Linked DNA regions of Mus musculus: region 1 is linked to region 2. The links are chromatin loops, found by intact Hi-C in ENCODE. Cell type or tissue: left cerebral cortex. All regions are shown on one strand. Links, peaks and the distances in the headings refer to the core of each region. The heading gives the core; the rest is flanking DNA. Region 1 holds the start of Lgals3 (lectin, galactose binding, soluble 3). Region 2 holds the start of Dlgap5 (DLG associated protein 5).

Region 1 (11,611 bases), core at 1,272-9,271, 49 kb before region 2:
ACAAATAAATAAATAAAACACAGAGAGCAAAATCCCCCATGGTTTTCTGCTTTTCTGCCCAAATCAGTTCTCCCCATCTCTCTGAAAAGATTTCGATGATTGCCAGCCAGGAAACGTGTTGAAAATATGCCCAGTGGGTTGCCAGCCAACAAGATTCAAAGCCTGTCTGCCCTGTTTCCCACACCCTGCCGCAGCCCTGGCAAGCCCCATAGTTCTGTTTGCAGTGTGAGCACTTTTATGTCAGGGGAGTGATTCTTATCAGTAGCGTTCCATGTACCCACCCACCAGTTGCCTGGCACGTCCCACCAGCTGCCCCACATGTCCCACCAGCTGCCCTTCTCCGTTGGCTCTATACAATGCTCTCTCCCAGAGAGGGCTGTTGTTACTGTTTCGTTTATTTGAGACAGTCTGGCCTGGAGTTCACTCTGCAAACTCATCAGCCTCAAACTCACACCAATCCTCCTGCTACAGGCTCCCATATGGTGGGATTACAGGCACCAGACACTATTCCCAGCTCTCGTTTTGACTCTTATTTATTTATTTATTTATTTATTTATTTATTTATTTATTTATTTATTTTCTTTTTTCTTTTCTTAGCTTTGGAGGAACAACTTATTAAGCAAGCCTATGCCTTCCTGGGGGAGAAGAGCCTGACTCGGGAGTAGAGAAAAGGACTGAGTGTGCTGACAGGAAGTGACAAGAGTCCTGAAGTCTGTAACAGTGTGACAGGGAGAACTGATAAGAACCGGTCAGGGAAGGTAGTGGAGGGTCTGTGCAAGCTTAGGCCCTAGCTCTGGGGCTACCTTGAAGGGCCACCCTAACGGCAAGTTCCCAGAAAGACATTCCTCAGAGAAGTTGGGTGGCTGGTTTGGGCTTCATGCGGAAAATCCTGGAGTTACGTAGCCATGGTAACGCGCATGGAAACCAGTGCTTTCTGGCTCATGCCTGATCCAACACACTCAGCTCTGCACAGCCAGCAGGGTTAGGGGAGCCTGCGCGCTGCCCTAGTTAGAATGCCTTTGTAGCAGGTGAGAGAAACCAGCTTTAGCCAGTCTAAGCTTTAGAAAAAAGAGGCTTAAAAAGGGTCCCGGGCAGGGTGGCCAAGAGTGGGGTGCACAGTCTAAATGCAGACATGAGATTGGGTATTTAAATATTTAGAACCCACCCAAGTATCATTCCTTTCTCCGTCAAAGCCTCCTCCCTCTCCCCTTTCCCTTCTCTCCTCTTCTTTTCCTTTCTTCTTATTTTTCTTCAAGAGGCTCTTGCTAGGTAGCCCAGGCTTAGATCAAACTCACAATGCTCCTGCCTCAGCCTCCCAAGTTTCATCAAGCTTCCTTGTCTTTGTTTTATTTTTTAAATCAAAAACTTAAGTTACAGTACAAAGGAATTTTTAAACCATTTATTTACTTACTTATTTCTAGATGTATTTATTATTGTGTGTGTGACTGAGCATCTGGTCGACGCATGAGCCTGTGCACACGCGTCACTGCCTGGAAGTGGAGGTCAGAGGACAAGCTGTGGGAGCCGGTTCTCTCTTCCCACAGGTGAGGCTCTTGGCCCCCAAGGTCTGCGTTTCATGAGTTTTTTTTTTTTTTTTTTGGTCATATGTTTGAGTCATTGTACTTCCATCTAGTCACCGCTTCTTCCTGCCACCCCCTATGCTCCAAACCTCTTTACCTCAGACCATGTCTCTCCACCCTTCACATCTAGAAGCTAACACTGCACAGGGATGGCCTCCATAACACCTGCCTGGTGTTTCTCAGGGCCCAGACTCACACTCCAGTGGGAAAACCCAAACTGGTGCCTGTGAAGTAAGTTTGTCTCTGATGCTACCAACTATAGTAGGTCAAGAAGCTCCAACAGGGCCGGGGCCACCCCTTCAAATGTGGCAGGAAGGTCATTCAGAGTGAGATGAGAAGCCACCCAATGTGTGCTGTCTGTCCTGTCTCTCTGTTCAACTAAGTGTCCTTGCTGCCTGCTTCCTCCAGTCTTCCCAGGTGCCCTTCTCAGTACATAGGTCTCGCCCAGCTATCATCCACTAAAGTGCCAGCAACCACTTTAGCTAACAGGACAATTGACTCCTCAGTCCTATTTGATAGGCTGAGCTGTGCCCTCCTTCATTCATGTTGAAGACCTAATTCTCGGTACCTTTCGATGTGACTGTATTTGGAAGTGGGGGCCTTTAAGGAACTGAGAAGTACACATGGGATCACTGGGGTGAGCCCTGATCCGGTATTGTGACTGTTGGTCTTCCATGAAGAGAGGACTGGGACATGGAGATCTATAGAGGAAAAACCATATGCGGAATATGGACAGAACTCGGTCATTTCCAAGCCAAGGAGAGAGACCAAAGAAGAAACTAACTCTCACATATCTGAGACTGTCAAAGAATAAGAAAGGATATCCCATAAAAAGGCAAGAAAGGAAGAGAGAGAGAGAGAGAGAGAGAGAGAGAGAGAGAGAGAGAGAGAGAGAGAGAGAGAGGGACGAGGAGAGAAAGAAGAGGAGGAGGAGGAGGAGGCAGTCATGGTGGTGTACACCTTTGGTCCCAGCACTTGAGAGGCAGAGGCAGAGGCAGATGGGTCTCTATGAATTTATGGCCGGTCTGGTCTACATAAGAAGTTCTAGGCCAGCCAGGGATACATACAGAGACCCTGTCTCTAAAAGGAGAAGGAAGAATAAGAGGAGGAGGTAGAGAAGGAGAAGGGGGGGAGGAGGGGGGAGAGGAGGAGGAGAGGGAGGGGGAGGAGGGGGAGGGGGAGGGGGAGGAGGGGGAGGGGGAGGAAGAAGGAGAGGGAGGAGGAGGAACATGAGGTTTTGGCCAGTCTGGTCTACATAGGAAGTTCTAAGCCAGCCAGGGATACATAGAGAGACCCTGCTCAAAAAAGAGGGGGAATAATAATAATTAATAATAATAATAGGAGGAGGAAGAGAAGAAGAAGAAAATAACTCTGTTTTTGAACTTATGGCCTACACATTTGCAATCGAGTGAGTGTCTGTCATTGAAGCACCCAGGCTACAGTGCTCTACCACAGCAGCCACAGCAAACCCTTTCATTCCCTTCCTTTGCCTTACTCTCTGTCTACTCACAGGTGCAGCTGACGTGTCAGATGCTCAGCCCTGGAATGGGCTCTGTCAGGGCAGCCATAGGGGCAGGTGTGTTGAGCTGATGTGCGTGCCAAGGCCCCGAGCTCTCAGGAGGCGCTGTTGTAGGTGTGTGGGTTTTGTGGTAGCTGGTACTAAAGGTCAGCTTGGGTTAGGCTTGTGGCAGAAAAAGGACAGAGGTGACTAGAGCCAAGGCAGGCAGGCAGGGAGAGGGGCACCTGGGATTCCCTCATTCTGTTGGCTTCTCTCTACACTAGCTGGTTGGAGCTAGCAGTGCATTCATTCTTGATGGGGCTTGGGCTGCAGCCTGGGCAGGGAGACTGTGTTACCCAGCAATTGGTATGTTACCACTGACCCCATTTTATGTGTCAGCCAGGTTTTGACAAGCTTGTCTACTGACTGAGTTACAAAGAATGGGCTGGTAAAATGGCCGAGGCATACGTTGGGTACCTACTAAGCACACCGGAAATGTAGGACCAGCTTCAGATAGCTGAGATGTTAGCAGCAGATGAACGCAGTACCTTGGCTCCAGAACATTGGAAAATGTTCTGTCTTCAAGGCACAAATTGTGTCCCCATGACACGAAGGCTCGCCTTCTGTCCCAAAGGTTCCAGGCTCCCAACTCAGAAGCCCGCTATGTGCATTACGTGCACCGAATGTCCCCAGGTCAGCTCTGATTCTCAGTTGTCACCTGGATGTGTTGACAGGATGTGGACACAGGCAGAACAGGGAAACTCTCTGTAGATCAAATGTGACAAGCAGGAAGATCTCTTCCTTTCCTCTTTCCAGGTCATTCTATCTGCTCTCTATGAGAGTCCCTGTCAATGTGGTTCTGTTTATATTTCCCTAGGGCTTCAAGTTTTGTGGGGCATCTCTCCTTATTTGGCACAGCTTAGCTAGTTTCTGGGAAATTTCTCCTTCTGGCTGTACCTCATATTTCTTCATGCTTTAATTTTTATTACATTCAGTTATTGGTGCGTGGGAAGCCATGTGCCTGCCTTGGCGCATGAATGGAGGTTAGGGGACAGCTTGCAGGAGCTGGTTTTCTCTTCCTGCTGCGTGGCCCCAGGGCTTGAACTCAGGCCATCAAGCTTGGTGGGAGACACCTTCCTGCTAAGCCATCTTTAAGCTGTCCCTCAACAGGATGCTCTATGTTCATTATCTCCCTATTCCACTTCTAGCCTTCTGCTCCAATTTTAATTTTCCTACTTAAAAGGTGACTAATTAATTTGCCCCCTCCCCCCTCAGGTTTCCTTTCTCTGCTTTAGTATTTTTTTCCCTCTCTCCTGGCTTTCTCTACCTGAAGTTCCTTCCTTCAGATACCTTCCACCAGCTTCTGTCAAGTGTGAGGCTGCTCTGGGGGGGCCTTTGCCTGACTGTCTGCTCAGTTGTTTATTAAGTCAGAGTCCTAACATCTCTGTATCAGAAGAAACCAGGTGGCCAGTTGCTGACCGTCAAGGTCAGGCTTGCCCCTTATTTCAAACAGCACAGTCATTGGTATATAGACATTCTATGAGACTGTCTTGTACACTTATTTTGAAAGAGTTTATAGAGGCTTTGGGCTGGGTTCTAAAGAGTCATTTACTGCTCCTATACAGGTTGTAAACTCCAGACACTCCTTGATATACCAATACCCTTTCACTAGCTTTACTTGGCAGGAAATTGGCATAGAAGTGTTCTCTCCGATGGGCAGTGAAGACCTAAGTTCGACCTCATGATTCAGTTCAGCATAAGTAAGTCTTCTATGTAACAAAGACACAACCATTATCGATCCCTAAAAATGACCAAAGATTATGCACAGGGCAAGAATGTGACTCATCCCATATCTCCATGGCAACCATTTCAGCTGTCCACTTCTAGGTAACTGTAAAAGAGCGTCCTCATGACTCACGGTCTTAAGACTTTAAGTGTTTTCCTAAGAGACTAAAGGCATTCCTCTCTGCCCATCCTATTTCATGCCCACATGCTAATCATCTACAGATGACTCATTCAAACAAGCTTGTTGCCAGGCTACCTGTGTAGAGGAGAGTTCATGGCCTGCGAATTCTTCTCCAGCCACACAGTGACTTCCGTGTGTGTAAGCTTGGAGGGGCAGCAATGAGTGCATCACCAGCCACAGGCTCTGCCGAGCTTGTAAGTCTATCCTAGAGACTAGAGCAGGCCTCCTGAGTGCCCCTGGAATGAGAGTTTGCGTGCACATTTCCCTCTGGTTGTGCAAAACTGGCCGGGACTCTTTATTAACACACTAATAATTGATTACTTTAGAGACTACAGGAAATCTGGAGAGCCAGGTGACAAGTGACAGCTGGAGTGCTCCGTGGCTTACATAAGCCAATGGTCACAGTGATTGTTTGGGGTTTTTCATTTTTGTTTTTGAAACAAGGCCTGACTGTACATCCCTGGTGGCCTCAAATCGCCATACAGACCAGGCTGGCCTTAAACTTGAAGGGATCTGCCTGTTTTTGCATCCCAAGAGCATGCAGATCCCAAGAGATTAAAGACATGAGCCACCACACCTACTACCTACAGTGATTTTTTAAAAAAATACATATATTTATTTCTAAAATTTTATTTACATGTTTTAATATTTTACACTTGATCTTAGCCAAAAGGCCGAGAAGCGATGTTTTAATATTTTAAAATGCATTTATATTTGCACATATGCATGTGAGCATGTGTATGTGGCTTAAATGACAACATTCAAGAGTTGGTTCTCTTCTTTCCTCTTGAGTTACAGGGATCAAAGTTAGGCGTCGGGCTTTGTAGCAAGCACCCTTACGGGATTATGCTTGACTCTCTATACCCATATTTTCTCATGTCTAAAATGGGATTTGTAAGCAAGGGCACAGCGACATCACTGAATGAGTAGAAAGATAAGTTTATTGGGGCTCAAACCACCAAGGCAATAAACATTCCCCTGCCCCGGGTGTGGGGAGAAGTCAGCAGAATGGGGGGCTTTGAGCTGTTACAGGCTGTTGGGATTGACCGGGAAGCAGGTGCCCTTGCCTGAGGTAGTTGACATTGGGGGCAGACTAAGGGAGATCCCTGGTCAACAGAAACCACCTATAAGCTTCTGTTTGTGCAGCCAGAGTCCCTCTGTTTAGGACCAGCACTGGCATTCTGGGGGGCTGCTTTGGACCTAATAGGATTAAAATAATGCCAACTCCATAAATGTATGTAAAGCCCTAGGCATAGAGTGGGGTGCATAAGTGTTTGGTAGATATTAGCTGATGTATCTGAAGCTGGGGAAAAATTATCTTGAATATCCTTAACCACATCACTCAAGTTTTTAATCTATATAAATGGTTCCAAACTGGTTATCAGCCTCTTGCAAAAGCGGCTGTTCCTTGTAACTATTTTCATATAGACAGAGCTACACCCTGTCCTCTTGATTTAACTGCCCCTTGCCCGTGCTGTAACTCTCCTCCAATCTTTGAGAAAACATCTTCCTAGGAATCAATTCACACATTCATACTACTTCATTCATTAATTCATTCGTCCACATTCATTCATTCACTCATCAATCAATCAACCAACAAATACCTACCGAGAACCTACTATGTACCACATTGGGTTTACCCAGCCCAGCAAAATCCAGAGCAGGAGTGAATGCAAACAGGGGCACCTCTTACATCTCAGATTTGTCAGGGACACCTGCTCCTCCCTTCCCTCACACTCAAAGTCACTGCCATTTCTGCGGAAGGCTTCAGGTGAAGGAATTAGGGGCAGGATGAGACCCTGACAGGCAGCTTCAGACAAGGGAATTGGGTGAGTCTGAGAGTCTGGGTGCGGTCGGCTAGGGCCCACTGCGGGGCACAGGTGAGGGGCACAGGCTGGCGGGCGTGTCCCAGTCCACTGTGGGGAAGCTCCGTGGTCCGTGGGGCGCGGTCCAGCCAGGCGCCTGCAGGGCGAGGGATGCTGCCCCGCCCTGGGAGGGCGGGCCCGGGGAAAAGAGTACTAGAAGCGGCCGAGCCACCGCCCAGCTCTGACAGCTAGCGGAGCGGCGGGTGGAGCACTAATCAGGTGAGCGGCACAGAGAGCACTACCCAGGTGAGCGGCGCGGGGCGCGGGGACCGGTGCTGCTCAGTGCACCAAGAAAGGGCTGGGCTCCCGGGAGATGGACGGAGGTGACCTTCAGGGTCCCAGGCGCTGGTCTACCGCCTTGGCTCTCCTGCGGGTAACTCTCGGAGAAAGTTATTCACGACCTACATACTAAGTCTCTTTGGGATGGCGGGATGCCAGCGGGCCCTGGGCACTCCTTCGAAGCCCTGCGTTAGAGTGAGCCACAACCTACGGAGATCCACCTTGTAGCTGGCCCCTAGCTTGGCCATAGGGATCAGGTGCCTCTTCTGGCACGTTGGGGGTGGGGGTGGGAGTTTGGAGACTCAAAAGACATCGCCCAGGATTCCTGACTCCTGGAGGAATTCCAGCAGGCTCCTTTGGTGCACGTGGAAGCCTTCCACTAGAGATCTTGCTGTGTGGTGCCAGTGAGTTCCACCAGGTTCAGCGGAGGTAGGGGCTATAGCCACCCGCTGCGTGCTTGACCGCACAGGACAGTGCTGCCCAAGCCCTAGTGCGCATGTGTCGGGATGAAGAACTACTGTAACCTCTAACATTTTTTTGTAAGCCAAGTGACTCATTCGTGACCAGTGTGGTTATTTGTGCAATAACCTCTAGATCTGGGTGGAGGAAGTCTTGGGTGTGGCCGTGTTGGTCTCAGAGTGCAGACCCTTAGCGAGAGGCTTTCAAAGGTTGCATTTATGCTGAATTATGTTACTCAAGCACTATTGCAGGGAATCGAGGATGGGACGGGAATGGGTGGGGAGGGGGAGTTGAGACTGAGGCTTAGGATTCCGGCTAACCCTAGCAGGGAAGCAAGTGATTCCTATTTGAAGAAATTGGAATATTTATAAAGCGACCCCCGGGGAGTAGGGTTTCTGGATAATGAGAACATTTGGACTTAGTGACCCGGCTAATTCTGAGGAAAAGAACAGAAACCAGTGTGTAAAAACTATCACTTTCTGAAATTCCAAGATGTTTGCTTCAAGTTTATAGTTCCGTATTTTTATTTATTTACCTTTGGGGGCAGGGGAAGTATCTTAGTTAGGGTTTTATTGCTGTGAACAGACACCATGACCAAGGCAGCTCTTATAAAGGTCAACATTTAATTGTGGTGGGGGTGGCTCACAGGTTCAGAGCTTCAGTCAATAATCCTCAAGGCAAGAGCATAGCAGCGTCCAGGCAGGCATGGTGCAGGAGGAGCTGAGAGTTCTACATCTTCATCTGAAGGCTGCTAGTGGAAGACTGGCTTCCAGGCAGCTAGGATGAGGGTCTTAAAGCCCACACCCACAGTGACACACCTACTCCAACAGGGCCACACCTTCAGTTAGTGCCACTCCCTGGCCGAGCATATACAAACCATCCCAGGGAGACAGGCTGCCACTGCAGCCTAGGCAGGACTGGAACTTACTATGTAGCCCAGGCTGGCTTTCAATATTCAATCCTGTCTCAGTCTCCCAAGTGCAGGGGCTAACAGTGTAAACTACCACCCCCAACTGTTTCCATAAAACTTGAAGTTTAATAACAAAAGCCTTGCTTGTCTGCAACAACAGTCTTTGGTGGTGGTGGGGGGGGGAGGCAGTGCCCATCTGAAAGAATGCTAGTTTTTTTGTTCAGACAGGGCTGGTTTAGAACTTGTGATTTTCCAGGCCAGTACAACCACACCTAGTAATTGTCTCCTTCTTGGTCACTGATCATTTTTGCTTTGTTTTGCTTGTTTCTTGAGATAGGGTCTTACAATATAACCTTGGTTGGCCTCATACTCAGTACAGAGTTCAGGCTGGCCTTGAACCTATGCTACTCTTTCTCCCATGGTTTCCCGAGGACTGGGATTACAGATGTGGACCAGCCATCTTTACCCTAGCCTTTTCCCCTGAGATAGTCATAGTTATCTGTGATGGAGACTAGCCTCCTAAATTCAGAATGTTTAGGAGTTTGGTTTAAAATCTGCACTTACTCCATCTTCTGGGGAGGACATGGATGAGGTCTTTCAGGCTTAAGCTAAGAAGTATTTAATGGATGGCTCACTAAATTGTACACAAAGCAGAAGAGGTAGAGAATTGCTTGAGGGTTGACTGGAAAAATTGATCATTTTTCCGTAGAATGAGTCTATTCAAGGGTTCTCAATCAATGAGATAGTTCACTGGATCAAAAGCATTTGTTCATCATTTTTCGAGATGGGGTCTCACAGGCAGCCCTGGCTGGAACTCCATACATCAGGCAGGCCTGGGTCTATGACACCCTCCTGCCTCTGCATCCTGAATATGCTCAGATGCTTTCCAAAGAACTGTTCCTTAGGTGGGTGTGGGCGTAAGTGCCTGTCATTCCAACATTCAGGAGGCAGAACCCAGAGTACCTCAGGTACAAGGCCAGCATAGGCTACATTTAGAATTCTAAGCCAAACTGGGCCAAAGAATAAGACCTGTCTTAAAATATATAAGCGAACTTCTTACTTCCTGCCAGTGAGCTCAAGTGTCCTAGGTGAGTCTTATTTATGATTCAGATGCCTATTTGCCTAGCTCTCTCAATAGCCAAAGACTAAATCTTCACTGCAATAGACACATAAACATTCACAGTACACACACCTCAATTAAAAAAAAATCTATGTTTAATAAGTAAATACAATAAAAAAACAACAGCTAAAAACAATGAATACTTTTTTTTGGAAAACCACAATTTATTGGTTAAAATGTGGTTTTTCTTAACAATGTGACTGTGCACAAAAGCATTCTGTACTCAGCAGCCTGTGTGTTGAATGATTCACCGAGTTAGTGTTCTGGCCAAAGCTCTATTTTATTTTTAAATCTGTTTACTATTTCAGCATGCTATGTAGTTCTGGATGAACAAGCCAGAGAATTTTTCAGGGAAGTAACTAAAAATTTCAAAGGAGTCTATTTTAAAACATCAAAAACGTACACTTTTAAACTAGTATAGGACAAACCTGAATTAGGAGTCAGGAAACTTTGGAACCTTGTCCCCAAGATGCCAGTGAGATGGCTTCTGGCCACCGAATCAGCTCTCAGATCCCTCACTTCACAGTGGGATGTTTTCTCCAGCCAGTGTCACCAGATTGCTAACAAAATCAAAAACAGCTCCGTGGAAGTTCTTTGGGAACTGGAAATCACTCTACAAGTGCTAGGAGGGTGTCACTATCGCGACATCCTGTGGAATGTGTCACATAGCTGTCCAAAGTGTCATCCAAGGCCCACGTGCGTCACAGTGAAGTCTGCTGCCTCTAGGGTTTCATTGGGTCACATTGGAAAATGGGCCAGTCTTTTAAAACTGTAGCATACTTAGGAGGGAAAGGGATGTCTTTAGGGAGCAGCGTTCGTTGGTTAGTTTTTGGAGACAGTCTTGCTATGTAGCATAGGTTAATGGTAAACTCAATCCTCCTGCCTCAGCCTTTTGAGTGCTAGGATTAGAGGTGTGCAGCACCACTCCCAGCAACAGATTGCTCTTGTTTTTGAAAGAGTCTGCCCGTGCAGCTCAGACAGGCTCCACATTTCTGCTCCTCTTGCCTCAGTCTCCCTAGACCTGAGGTGGCAGGCGGTGAGCATCCTTCCTTGTAAACTTTGCTACTTTGAAGGACTGAAACTCTTTGTTGGTTTTGTGGCCCCTTGTATGTGCATTTATCTAGGGATAGATATTAACAGCCTGGATTGGTAGTTTTCAACTATATGTGGTTTTGGCCTTAGCAATTTGCCCATGTTTGAAAACATTTGGGGTTGTCGTAAGTTATAGGGTAGTGTGCCACTGGCATCTAATGGCTTGAAGCCAGAGATATTGCTGAAGGGGTGCGAAAAGGTTTCTCAGAAGTGCTAAGTTCTCTGCCCACTCTGAACCTCAAACCTATTTCTTAACAGGATCTCACTACATATCGCTGGCTGGTCTGGAACCTGCTCTATAGATCAGAGCTGGCCTCAAACTAACAGAGATCTGCCTGCCTCTGCCTTCTGAGTGCTGGGTGCCATTTTGCCCAGCCTAGGTTTGATCTTCTTAAGGAAATTCTGAAGCCAGGAACTGTGGCTCTTGCCTTTGATCCCGGCCACTGGGAGGCTGAGGAAGGGGGGCTGCTGTAAGTGCTCAAGGCTAGATTGAGACCCCGGAGCTTTGGTGTGGTTCAGGCTGACCTCAACCTCATGGGAGTTCTCACGCTACAGCATGCTGAGCTCACAGGCACGCCACACTACGCTCACCTAATCATGTTAGTTCTTGGGGAAATTGAGTAAAACATCACCGGTGGGCAGACGAAGTCAGAAGAGTCTGATTACTTCCAGATCCAGGTAATTCTCACAGTAGCAAAATGATGTAGTCATTCTGAGCTCTGATCCAACCCCCACCTCGACCGGCCATCCCCCACTCCCCCCCCCCCCCCCCCGTCCAAAGCTACCCTCCCATGGCTGCTTGAATTACCTAGTGCTAGACCGTTTGCCAAATATGCCGATGC
Region 2 (11,611 bases), core at 1,997-9,996:
ATATAAAACAAAATATCTAGGGCCAGGAAGAGAGCGCAGTGATTAGTGTGCTCCCTAAGCAATCTTAACAACAAGAGTTTGATCGCTGGAGCCAACATAATGGTGGAGGGAGCGACACTCCAATTGTCCCCAGACCTCCACACGCTCACCGGGGAACCTGTGCTCCCATGCACCATCCCCTCCAATGAGTGTAAAAAGAAAAAAAAATCCTAAGAACACAGTCATCCTGTATTACTGCCATTCAGTTCTAATACTTGCTAACTAAAGAGAACCAACCCAGGCTCCCGGTTAGAGGGAAGCCGCTCCTCAGCTCCACCCTCTAACTCCTTGGGCCAGCTAGACACTATTCTCACGGTTGTGATCTTTTCCTGAGACTATTCTATTCTGTTTACTCAGTTCTTTCTTTCCTTGTGGCCCCAAACCACTTCGGGCAAAGTTTAAGAATGATCTCTTTTCTCTCGGCGACTGGTGAAATCTTTGTATTTCAAAGGTTCTCAGCGAGTTATTTAGAACAATTTCCTTTAATCAGTTCAGCCCTTTAAATTCCCTCCCAGGTTTCTCTTTTCCTATTTATCTGCATGTGGTGTGCCAAGGGGATGTATGCACACCTTACCCATGCAGGAGCCGGCAAAGTCGGATCCTCAGAAACCTGAGTTACAGACGAACCACCATGCTAGGAACTGACCCCAGGTCCTCTGCAAGAACAGTGAACACTCTCAACTGCTGAGCCATCTCTCCAGACCCCTTGCGTCTCAAAAGTACTTACAGTTACAAAAGACCCTTCCTTACTTGTTTTGGAGCTGGCCTTCTCTGGAGAGAGGTCTTGCGATGTCTCGTGTATATTACCAAGCTCTCGCCCTTCCAGTGGAATGTTGACGTCCTTCAAACCGAAGTGTCTGTTTCGCTCATACACCCTGTGTCTGTTCTCCTTCTGAGACAGAGACTTTCTATGAGCCAAGTTGGTTCTAACCATCTCAGTGCTCGAGTCTTTCCGAAACCGACTGGCAAAACGTGACACCAGCATCCTGCCAAAGAGGAGAAACAGACACCAACATAAATGGATTTTCATTTTATTATTTAAAAAAAGTAAAATAAAATCTCAGGTCAGGCTGTGGCAGGCAGAAGGCTCAAGCGAGCAAATCATGTGAGCTTTGCATAGCCTGGGCTAAAGAGTAAAACATTCTCTCAAAGAGATAAATTAGTAAACTAATAAAAATGATCAAGACTTCAATCTATCTCCTACACCACTCTGCACTTCCTTGAAATGAAAATATTAAAACTCACAATGGAAAAAATATGAGTAGATATGAAAGTAGAAAAGTCATCACAGATGAGATACCACGGCCTATTTGGGGGTTATGAGTAGGAAGTAAGTAAGGTCTGAAACCCACCTAGACCCTTCATCGCAGCATCACCCTACTGTGATGAACACACTCCTGTGACTTTAACACCTGGCTAAAGCTGGCCTGATAAATACTGTGCAACCACAGTCGGAAAACCAAAACAAGAGGGCCTGCTCATGGTCAGTCGGTCTCAGCTCCAAAGGAGGCTGGTGGGAGCTATGTGAAACCTTGTTTTAATCCTCTCCCCACCAAAAGAAAAAAAGGAAAAGAGAGAAAGTGTCAAACACAACTACTAGAGAAAGAGTTTAAGCAAAACTTGTTAACACGGTTGTCTTAGACAGGGTGTCAATTGCTGCAACAAAACACCATGACCTAAAAGCAAGTTGGGGAGGAAAGGGCTTATTCAGCTCACACTTCCACTTTGCTATTCATCATCAAAGGAAGTCAGGACTGGAACTCAAGCAAGGCTGGAACCTGGAGGCAGGAGCTGGTGCTGAGGCCACAGAGTGACCCTTCTTACTGGCTTGCTTCACTTTCTTACAGAACCAAGGATTGCAGCCCAGGGATGGCTGCCACCCACAAGATGCTGGGCCCTTCCCCATTAATCATTAACTGAGAAAATGCCTTACAGCTGGACCTCATGTCGTCATTTCCTCAACTGAGGTCCTTCTTCTCTAATGGCTTGTGTCATGGTGATGGTCAAGTGGACCTCTCAGGTCAGCTCCCCTGCCTGTGCACTCATCTTAAGATTCTCCGTCTAATACTTACAGCAGGTTAGAGAGAAATGACAGCGTCTTCAGGAAAAGCAGAATCCACTGACACTTGTGGGCTATTTTGGGAGGTTACTAGCATACAGGTCGGGTAGAGTCTCATCTCTAATACGCTGTCAATGCTTTAGGATAATCTACATTTTTCATGCCAATTTTTTCCAAAGGTTTTTTTTCTTGTTGTTTATGTGTATGTCTATTTCTGTGTTGGGGTGGATGCATACTGGTGTCCAGTAGAGGGTGTCGGACCTCTTGACGCTGGAGCTACAAGGAGTTTGTGACCTGCCCTACGTGGGATGCTGGGAAGCTAACTCTGCAAACAAGTGCTCCTTCCTAACTGTTGAGCCATCTCACCTAGGCCATTTTTAAATTTTTTCGGGACAGTCTCGTCCCAGGCCATTCTCGAGCTGGTATGCAGCCACGGAGGACCTTGAACTCTTGATCCCACTTACCTGAAGCAGTTTCTGGATCCACAACAATGTCGCAACACAGAAAACTCCACCGATCCGCAGAAGGAACTCCCGGACCGACCCTTCACGGAACTGAAATTTCCCGCTGCCAGCCGCTGATTGGAGGGACTTTTGCCAACACTTCCGGAAGCTCCCGCCCCTTCCCCTCGAACGAGGCTTGCGATAGGTTGGTTCTGTGCGACATTTAAATTGTTTGGAAGGCAAAGGGTTGGGAGCGGGAGGGCGAGGGGGAGGAGGGAGGCGGTAAACCCGCTAGGCGTGGCAGCGACACACTATAAACTCAGTGGGGCGGGCCGCACTTGTTGGCTCTTCAGGCCGGTTTTCTTCTTTCCTTTTAAACGTGTTTGTTTGTTTGTTTGTTTGTTTTGGTTTTTAAGACAAGGTCTCACTATGTCTGGGAACTCACTATGTAGACAAGGCTGGCCTCGAACTCACCGAGATGCTCCTGCCTGTCACTGAGTGCTGCTGGGATTACGGGCTGAGCATCCACGCTAAAAAAAGGCAAAGGTTTTAAGTTAAACGAGATCATTTATTCCATTTCTCCTTCTTTTCTAAGGCAAAATTAACGTCTGCCTTAGAAATCAACTGAGATTTCTAACAGACACATAAACGAAGGCACACATCCCATGAGATATCAAGAAAACAAAAACGCCTGGGCCAGGACAGCTGTGCTGACCATGTGTTTGTAGACTGATCGGTATCCAGTAGACACCGGGAAGATAAATTAGGAAAGAGTTTGTAAGTTTGGCTTTTGCTTTTTCCCTGCCAACATCTTGGGAAAGAGGACCAGCTGCCTGCAGCTCTATAGCAGCACTGAGACCTCTGGGACATACAAAGAGAAAGATGAAGATAGGTAACTGACATAATATTCATGGTTATGTTAGATCTGATGGGGGAAAGAAACACCAATTTCGCGAGTGGCTGATTAAAGCAAGCTATATCTGATTAAAGCAAACTGGCCAGCCAGCTGCGGTCTCCCAAAGTGGAGATTTCAGAGAGCAGCCCCTCACTGGCTTTTGAGGTTCTTTTTATGGGAATGGGTCAGGGTTGCTAAAAAAAAAAAAAAAAAAAAAAAAAAAAGAGCCGTTGGAGATAACTGACTCTTAGTGCCTTTAGCATCTGGGCCAGCGGGAGAGTGAGCCACTCGGGGTTCAAGGCTACCTATGGGGTAGATAAATGCAAGAACACAGCATGTGGAAGGGGAGTCATCACAGGTGTTCAGGAACTTAACAAGGCAAAGGGGTGGGCGTACATCATGGGGTCACAAGTTCAGCATAGGTTGAAAAACATGGTTTGCAGGAAACAAACCTGTTCTTGTAAGGTGTTAAAAGACACCTTAAGACGTAGTAACAGTGTGTGACAATGTGGTTCCTGTTTGGGTTTCACTGTTGTTTTAAAATAGCTGAGACTGGGGGCTGGAGAGTTGCTTGGCAGTTGAGAGCACTTTCTTGCCCTGGCAGAAAACCCAGGCACCCACGTGGTGGCTCACAACTCTCTGTAACTCCAGTTCTAAAAGATCCATCACATTCTGACCTCTGTGGGCAAAACACTCATAGGCAGAAAACAAAATAAATCTTAACCCACCACCACCACCCAGGGACCCAAAACTGAGTCTCTATTGGCCTCGGCTACTTGAGGGGAGTGAATCGGGAGGAGTGGGTGGCACCGATCCCGGGCGGCGGCCGTGCTTCACAGGTTTGTAGGTGATGGAGAACTCGCCCAGGTAGTGGCCTATCATCTCTGGTTTGAGCTCCACCTAGTTGAAGGTCTTGCCATTGTACACGCCCACCATGCTGCCCACCATTTTGGGCAGGATGATCATGTCCCCTCAGGTTTGTCTTCACCACCTCGGGCTTCTCCATAGGTGGCGCCTCCTTCTTGGCCTTTCTCAAGGGCTTGAGCAGTTAGTTCTGCTTCCGCCGCAGGCCAAGGTTCAGGCGCCGCCTCTGGCGGGTGCTGTACAACTGCATCAGCTGCTCATAGGTCATATCGAGGTCCACGCCACCGCCACCGTAGGTGAACTTGCAGAAGGTCCACTTCTTCTGCTGCTCCACTTCGGCCATCTCGGCAGTTACTCCGAAAAACCAAAATAAACCTTAAAACATTCAATAAGTAAGCTTAAAAAAAGGAAAATGCGGAGACTATACTGTATATGAATTTAATCCCATCAGTCTGGAGTTTGTGGTCTACGCCAGCCTGCTAGACAGAGAGTTCGGGACAGTGAGATCCTATCTCAATCAAAACAAAACTGTTAGGAACGCAAGTGGAAACATTTTGTGTAACTTAAAATCCATCTGTGTGACTTGGAATATAATACCTGTAAGATAGGAACTTGGCAGAGGAAGCTCTGATCTGAGCTCCTCCTCAGGACCAAGCTCCATGTGTCAGTAGACCCAGAGGTGTGGTTTCAGACCCCAGGACAAGGGGCTGAGGTGCATATTTTACTTGTCAGGTGGACCTGGCCTCCGGGTTCCCCCAGCATCCCTCAGTTCCCTACCTGGCATACCCTGCCCCCCACCCTGACCATTCCAGCCCAGAGGCTGGGCTGCCTTTCCCCCAGAGGCTCCTCCCTATATAATCCAGAGATTGTGTCTCCCTCTCCCTTCCCTCTCTTCTTCTCCTCTCTCTGCCTGTGCACACCCTTTCTCACCCCCTACTTCCTTCTCTCTCCTCAGAGTGATTTCCCTGGTCCTTGAGGCCAGTGAACTCGTCTGAGAGCAGCTTACCAATAAACCTGCATTTAATATAACCTAATCTGGTGTGAATCTGCTCACTTCACTGTCAGAGAAATAATTTATCACCAGCCACATGGCAGGTCAGGTAGGAGCCAAGCCCAAGGCAGACCTCAATATGTAATGATCCAACCCCAAGATGGCATTGATACATTAGTAAACCACCAGGTCCTGAGTTCAAATCCCAGCAACCACAAGGTGGCTCACAACCATCTGCAATGTGATCGGATGCCCTCTTCTGGTGTGTCTGAAGACAGCTACAGTGTACTTACAGATAATAAATAAATCTTTTAAAAAGAAAAAAGAAAAAAAGAAATGGTCTCTAGGATCTTGTGGCTTTTCCAGCATCTACATTGATACCCATGGGCGAGAGGACTTGAGATTGGCTCATGTGTGGCTTGGGTTTTGGCGACCTCCAGACTTCCACTCCTGATACAGTCCCTGGTTGCTCTCCTGCAAATGCTTGCCGCTGGCCTATGCTCTCATTGACCTTCTGGTCCGCCATTAGTGCCTTCCTCCCAGCCTGGAAAGACTTCATGGCTGACACGGCAGAGCCAGCAAAGCTCCCAGAGCATCCTTCCCAGAGCAGATTCCCCAGTGGGAGCCTGCAGCATGTCCTGCCCAAGTTCTCAGCTTGATGAGATGTCTGCTTAGCCTCTGTATTAGCATGGAATCATAGGGATGTTTGCATGACTAAATGAGCATATTTGTATAGAGGAACTTTAGTCCAGCAAAATGGCTGCTCTGGCAAAGAATTATATCCAAAGATCTTGTAGATCTGTGTGATCCAATTGGAATACAGACACACTTTTTATCCCAGGAGAGGAGAGAGGCATTCAATCTTTGAGAAAAATGTAATAGAACAAGGGGGCAATTTTATAGCCCCAGCTAGCAGAACTTGGCAGCTTTGGCCATGTGGCTCTTGTTAGCAGTCTGTCTAAGCCCCGCCCCACAGTTACCTGGCAACAGCCAGGTATGTCTGACTCACTATAAAAGGGGCTGCCTGCCCCCTCTTTGCTCTCTTGGTGTCTTGTTTCTCTCTTGCTCTTCCCTTACTTCCCTTCCCCCCCTCTCTCCACGTGCTCATGGCTGGCCTCTTCTCTCTCTCTCTCTCTCTCTCTCTCTCTCTCTCTCTCTCTCTCTCTCCCTCCCTCCCTCCCTCCCTCCCTCCCTCCCTCCCTCCCTCCCCTTTCTCTGCCTCTATTACCCTCTTGACTCCCCTCCCCATGCCCTGAATAAACTCTATTCTATACTATACCATCGTGTGGCTGGTCCCTCAGGGGGAAGGGATGCCTTGGCATGGACCTGCTGAGACATCCCCTTCCCCCATACCTCATCACACCTCCCTTGAACACCCCCCCCACCCCCTTTTCATCTTTTTATAAACACATCACCTCTGGCTCTAGAGTCAAGAATAGAAGGGGTTACTGGGACAATTGATGCTGGTGAGCTGGAGCTAAGAAATTAGCGGTGATTAAGAGGAGGCCAGCATCACTGAGGTGACGTCTGGGAAGTGTTTTCTGAGAGCACAGAGAACCTGTGTTCTAGAGGTAGCCATGGCAATGGCGGCAGACTTGGTAGTGTGTAAGTCACCCAAGGAGATTGATTTTAAAGGCATGAAGGGGGTCATGGAGAACAGCTGAGGCTTGGCACTGTCAGAGGCCAAGAGAGAAGCCAGTTTGAATCAGTCAGCTTGGAGAGGAGTTTGAGCCAGAACAGCTAAGTTGAACCAGCCAGGCAGACGTTGTTGGGGTTGGTCTGGTGCTGCTGTGTACTGTATCCCAAGGTCTGATTACCCCAAGATGAGCTAATTCCCACCTACCTACGCCAGCTTTTGTTGTGTAAACCTTGCCCCCACCCCCAAGCTATCCCTGATTGGTTAATAAAGATGCCTACAGCCTGGCCTGGGCAGAAGAGAAGTAGGTGAAGCTTCAGGAGGCAAAAATGACATTCAAGTCAAAACCACTCGGTAGCCGGTGTTGGTTAAACTTCAAGAGTTGTTTATTTCAGGGCGTCTTTAAACGCAGCACAGTCTGGTAAAACTTCTTAGGAAGTCAGCTCAGTCCCATGTGCACAGCAAAGCACACCTAATCTCTCTGAGAAAGAAAACAAGCTGAATACAGATCAGACGTGGCTGCATCCAAGTGCTTTATAAGTGTATGTGACACCTTCCGTACAGACAGATTGACTGAGAAACAAGTTTATGACAATGGGTCCGGAGGAGGGTCCCATCCAAGAAGTCTTCAGCCACACACACTGCCCAACAGTCAGCAGGCTAGAAAGTACACCCACTCCAGCCTTCTGGGCAGAAAGAAGACAGAACAGCCAAGCGTGCCTAACATTCCAGGTTAGTGCATGTCTGTGAGCACAGACACCCCCATGCCCCTTACAGTGTTCTGACTTCCATGTGTATACCACGGCATGCACACACCCATATTTCCACACCACATAGGCACACACACACATACACAGATGGGAAATTCTTAAAAATGTGTTGTCGGGTATCCACCATAGAAGACTATTCAGACATGGTTTAAGCCAATAAAAAGTCTTTAATCCCAGTGTAGCACCGACCCTTTCTCAGGTTGAGTTTTTAAGGACAAAACACAGATCCTAGGTTGACTTCCTTCAGTTGCCACGAACAGTTAGTCAGAAACAGAGCTACAGAAGCCAAAAATCAAGGTTAGTACATTTAGCAACTTTCCCAGAACTATGAACTTTGATGGATTAAGGGATTAAGTCTTTGTTTTCCTTTGGCTGGTGGTGCTATCTATTTTCCTAGTTTTACAGCCTGAATGGTACTTCCATCATGGAGTCAGTTGTGCTAAGGCCTGGGAGACTCTAAAGATCTAGGGGTCTGTTACAAATGTAATAAAAAAAAAATGTAAAAAAAAAAAGTAATAAAAATGGCTCAAATAACGGGATTGATTTTTGACTAAATACTTTCCTTTTTTATTAATTTTTTGTTATTAACAAGTTATATATATATGACGAAATTGTTTTAAACAGCAAGGAGTTTTTCTGTTTGTGTATATTTGCTTGCTCATTCTTTCTGTGTTTGGTTGCAAACGTGCCATGGTGTACACGTGGAAGGTGGAGGACAGCTTCCAGGTGTGAGTTTTCCTTCACGCTGTGCTGTCCAAGGATTGAACTGTGGCCCCTGGGCTTGGCATCAGGTGCCTCTAGCCACTGTGCAATCTCACTGAGCCCAGGGTTGTTTTGTTGTTGTTGTTTCTGGTTTTTGTTTTTTGTTTTTTGGGTTTTGTTGTTGTTGCTTACATATTTTTAGTTGTTTATGATACAGAAAGATTTAGAAGTGAATTTTTAATTAAAATTTTAAAAAATATTTATTTATTTATTATATTAAGTACACTGCTGCTGTCTTCAGACACTCCAGAAGAGGGAGTCAGATTTCGTTACAGATGGTTGTGAGCCACCATGTGGTTGCTGGGATTTGAACTCAGGACCTTTGGAAGAGCAGTCAGTGCTCTTAACCGCTGAGCCATCTCTCCAGTCCTAGAAGTGAATTTTAAAAGTGAAAGCTTAGTGCCCCTGGGTATATTTTAATGAGTTCTTCATTAACTATATCTTATGAATATTAATGAATCTGTGTGTTAAAAATAGCCTTATTTATTTTTAATTAATCTAATTTTGTTAGTAAAGTGTTACATTCATATAATATAAAAATTAGAATAAAACAAGCCTAATATGGAAAAATTAAATCTTCCTACTTTGCCTGATTGTTTCTCCCAGTCTGTAATTCATTTCCATAAGTAACTTTGGTGATAGTTTCTGCTTTAAGTTAATATATTCCTGGTCTTCAAGTTTTATCAGATATACATAGAATCAATTGATTTTTCTCCTTGAACACTTAAGGTTTTATTACAATCTATATTCCTCCACCTCTAAATGCATGCTTGCTCTCTTTCTCTTCTTTCTCTCTTTTGTTCTTTCTCTTTCTTTCTTTCTTTCTTTCTTTCTCTCTTTCTTCCCCTATTCACTTATGAAGCAGAGTTTCACTATTTAACCCCAAGCTACCCTGGAGTTCATGAGCCTCCTCTCTGTCTTCTGAATGCTAAGGCTATGTACTATAGTGTACCTCCTTTGTGTTTTTATACTGGTATTTAAATTTTAAGATATTCTAATGGTTGCTTCATTTAAATAATATATTAGGGTTCTTATGAGGAACAGAAATTATAGAATGAACTTATAAAGGGTATTTTTTTTCAAATGGCTTATAGGCTGTGTTCCAGTTAGTCCAACAATGGTTGTCTACAAATGGAAGGGCCAAGAATCCTTGTTGAGTCTATGAAGCTGAGTGTCTCAGCTGGTCTTCAATGTATGGCAGAATCCTGAAGAAGTAAGCTCTAATGCCAGTGAAAGAATGGACTTGCTAGTTAGAGTGAAGCAAGCAGGCAAAGAACACAAGCTTTCTTCTTCCGTGTTCCTGATATAGGCTGCCAGCAAAGCCGTGATCCAGATTAAAGGTGGATCTTCTCACCTCAAAAGATCTGGATTCCCACTTCAAATGATTTAATTAAGAAAAAGAAAAACCCCTCACAGGTGTGCCCAGCCTTTGGATTTTAGTTAACACCAGATGTAGTCAAGTTGACAGCCAAGAATAGCTATCATAAACAGCGTGCTTAAGTGTCTAAATCTTGGCTTACAGAGTTTAGTATAGATTAGCTACGATAAAAAGAAGTGCTACACTTTTCTTTCTATCCACTCTCCATTTTTCTTAGCTATCATTTGCATTGCTAGGACTAAAACCACCGAGAACATCTAAAGAGAGGAGAGATCCGTTCTGGTTCACAGTCTGCAGTGTCACAGTCCATTGCCACTTGGCCCCGTGTGCTTGGGCAGCACACCCTGGGAGCAGCAATGTGTCCTGTCACAAGTGTGTGTGTTTAGGGGAATATGTCTGGAATGTCTGGTGAAGCCAGCTCTTCACCTCACATGAGCTAGGAAGCAGAGAGAAATTGGTAACATAAAATGAGGCTGGGGTGGCCGGGCAGTGGTGGCACATGCCTTTAATCCCAGCACTTGGGAGGCAGAGGCAGGCAGATTTCTGAGTTTGAGGCCAGCCTGGTCTACAAAGTGAGTTCCAGGACAGCCAGGACTATACAGAGAAACCCTGTCTTGAAAAAAAAAAAAAATGAGGCTGGGGCAAGATCCAGCCTCCATGACACACTAACCTTCTTCCAAGTAGGCCCAAGACCGTCTTCTTCCATTATGTCCCAATAGTGCCTTTATATCATGAATCCCTCAAGAGCTTAGAATTAATCCATCAATGAGACCAGAATCCTCAGATCTAATTGTCTATGGAAACTCCTGGGACCATACCTTAGGGTGTTCTCCTCACATGCAGGCCTTCTGTCTTGTCTTCTTTTCTCTCTTTTCAATGGTGTTTATATATTTATTTTTTATGAGTGTGTTCGCATAGTTGTGCTGCTGCACACATAAGAAGGTCAGAGAACAACCTCCAGGAATTGGTTCTCACCTTCTGTCATAGAGTTCTGGGGACTGAATTCAGGTCACTGGGCTTGGTAGCAGGCACCTTTGCCCACAGAGACATTTTGCTGCCCTACAAATTATTTCTTCTTTCTGTTCTCCCCTTCCTCCCTCCCCACTCCCTTTCTTCTTTTCTTTGTCTTTTTCTTCCTTTCCTTCCTTTTTCCCTCGCTCTCTCCCTCTCTTTTCCTTCCTTTCTTTTCTTTTTTTTTCTTTTTCCTTTTCTTTTCTTTTCTTTTCTTTTTTTTTGGATAAGGTCTCTCTCTTTGACTCTGTAGCTCGGGCTGATCTGGAACTCATTGTGTAGCCCAGGCTGGCTCCGAGTTCTTTGGCACCCTTCTTCCCTTGGCCTCCTGACTCCTGGGTAAACCACCCAGGCCTGTTTAATGTAGTCTGGCTTATAATGAGGATTACCCACCTTAGTTACAGCACCATGAGTCTGAATAATATTTTATGGTAGTAGTTCGTACTTATTTTAATTTGACTTAAATTTCCCTTTACTATTTTTCCATTCAAGAAAATAACAAGCTTCAGGTTTTCTCACCTCACGGAGGTATAATATAAGGATGAAAGTATGATTATCAGATAAGATTTCATTTGCGGTACACCTTGCTCAGTGGGAAGTTCAGGGTTTGAGGGTATTCCCATGGAAACACAGGCAGGAGACTGTAGGAGGTGTCTCCGCAGAGACTGAGTAAGGGTTGGGGCAGTGGTAAGCATTCTCAGTGGGGTGTGCATACTCAGACAGTCCTCTCTGTTGGCAGCCTGAGACAAGGGCCAGCTTCAGC

Evidence for each region. Peaks named below come from ENCODE experiments on the same cell type or tissue, not always from the same donor. Only the 100,000 strongest peaks of a DNase experiment are listed, where the experiment ranks them.
Region 1: it touches region 2 in a loop (4-fold over the local background); 1 of 42 quality-filtered maps calls a loop at or near these places.

The regions. Positions count from the first base shown.
Region 1 is chr14:47,366,825-47,378,435 of GRCm38, forward strand. It overlaps Lgals3 (lectin, galactose binding, soluble 3), which reads left to right and starts at 7,036. Exons shown (of 6, transcript NM_010705.3): 1 at 7,036-7,128. It also overlaps the pseudogene Gm52166. In left cerebral cortex, for the core only: no CTCF peak of the experiment used is centred there; DNase peaks (open chromatin) are centred at 4,907 and 7,208; H3K4me3 peaks cover 507 bases.
Region 2 is chr14:47,415,547-47,427,157 of GRCm38, forward strand. It overlaps Dlgap5 (DLG associated protein 5), which reads right to left and starts at 2,861. Exons shown (of 19, transcript NM_144553.2): 1 at 2,563-2,861; 2 at 790-1,025. The coding sequence starts at 1,024. It also overlaps the pseudogene Gm8353. In left cerebral cortex, for the core only: CTCF peaks have their summits at 2,354 (motif pointing right), 2,568 and 2,849; a DNase peak (open chromatin) is centred at 2,735; H3K4me3 peaks cover 948 bases.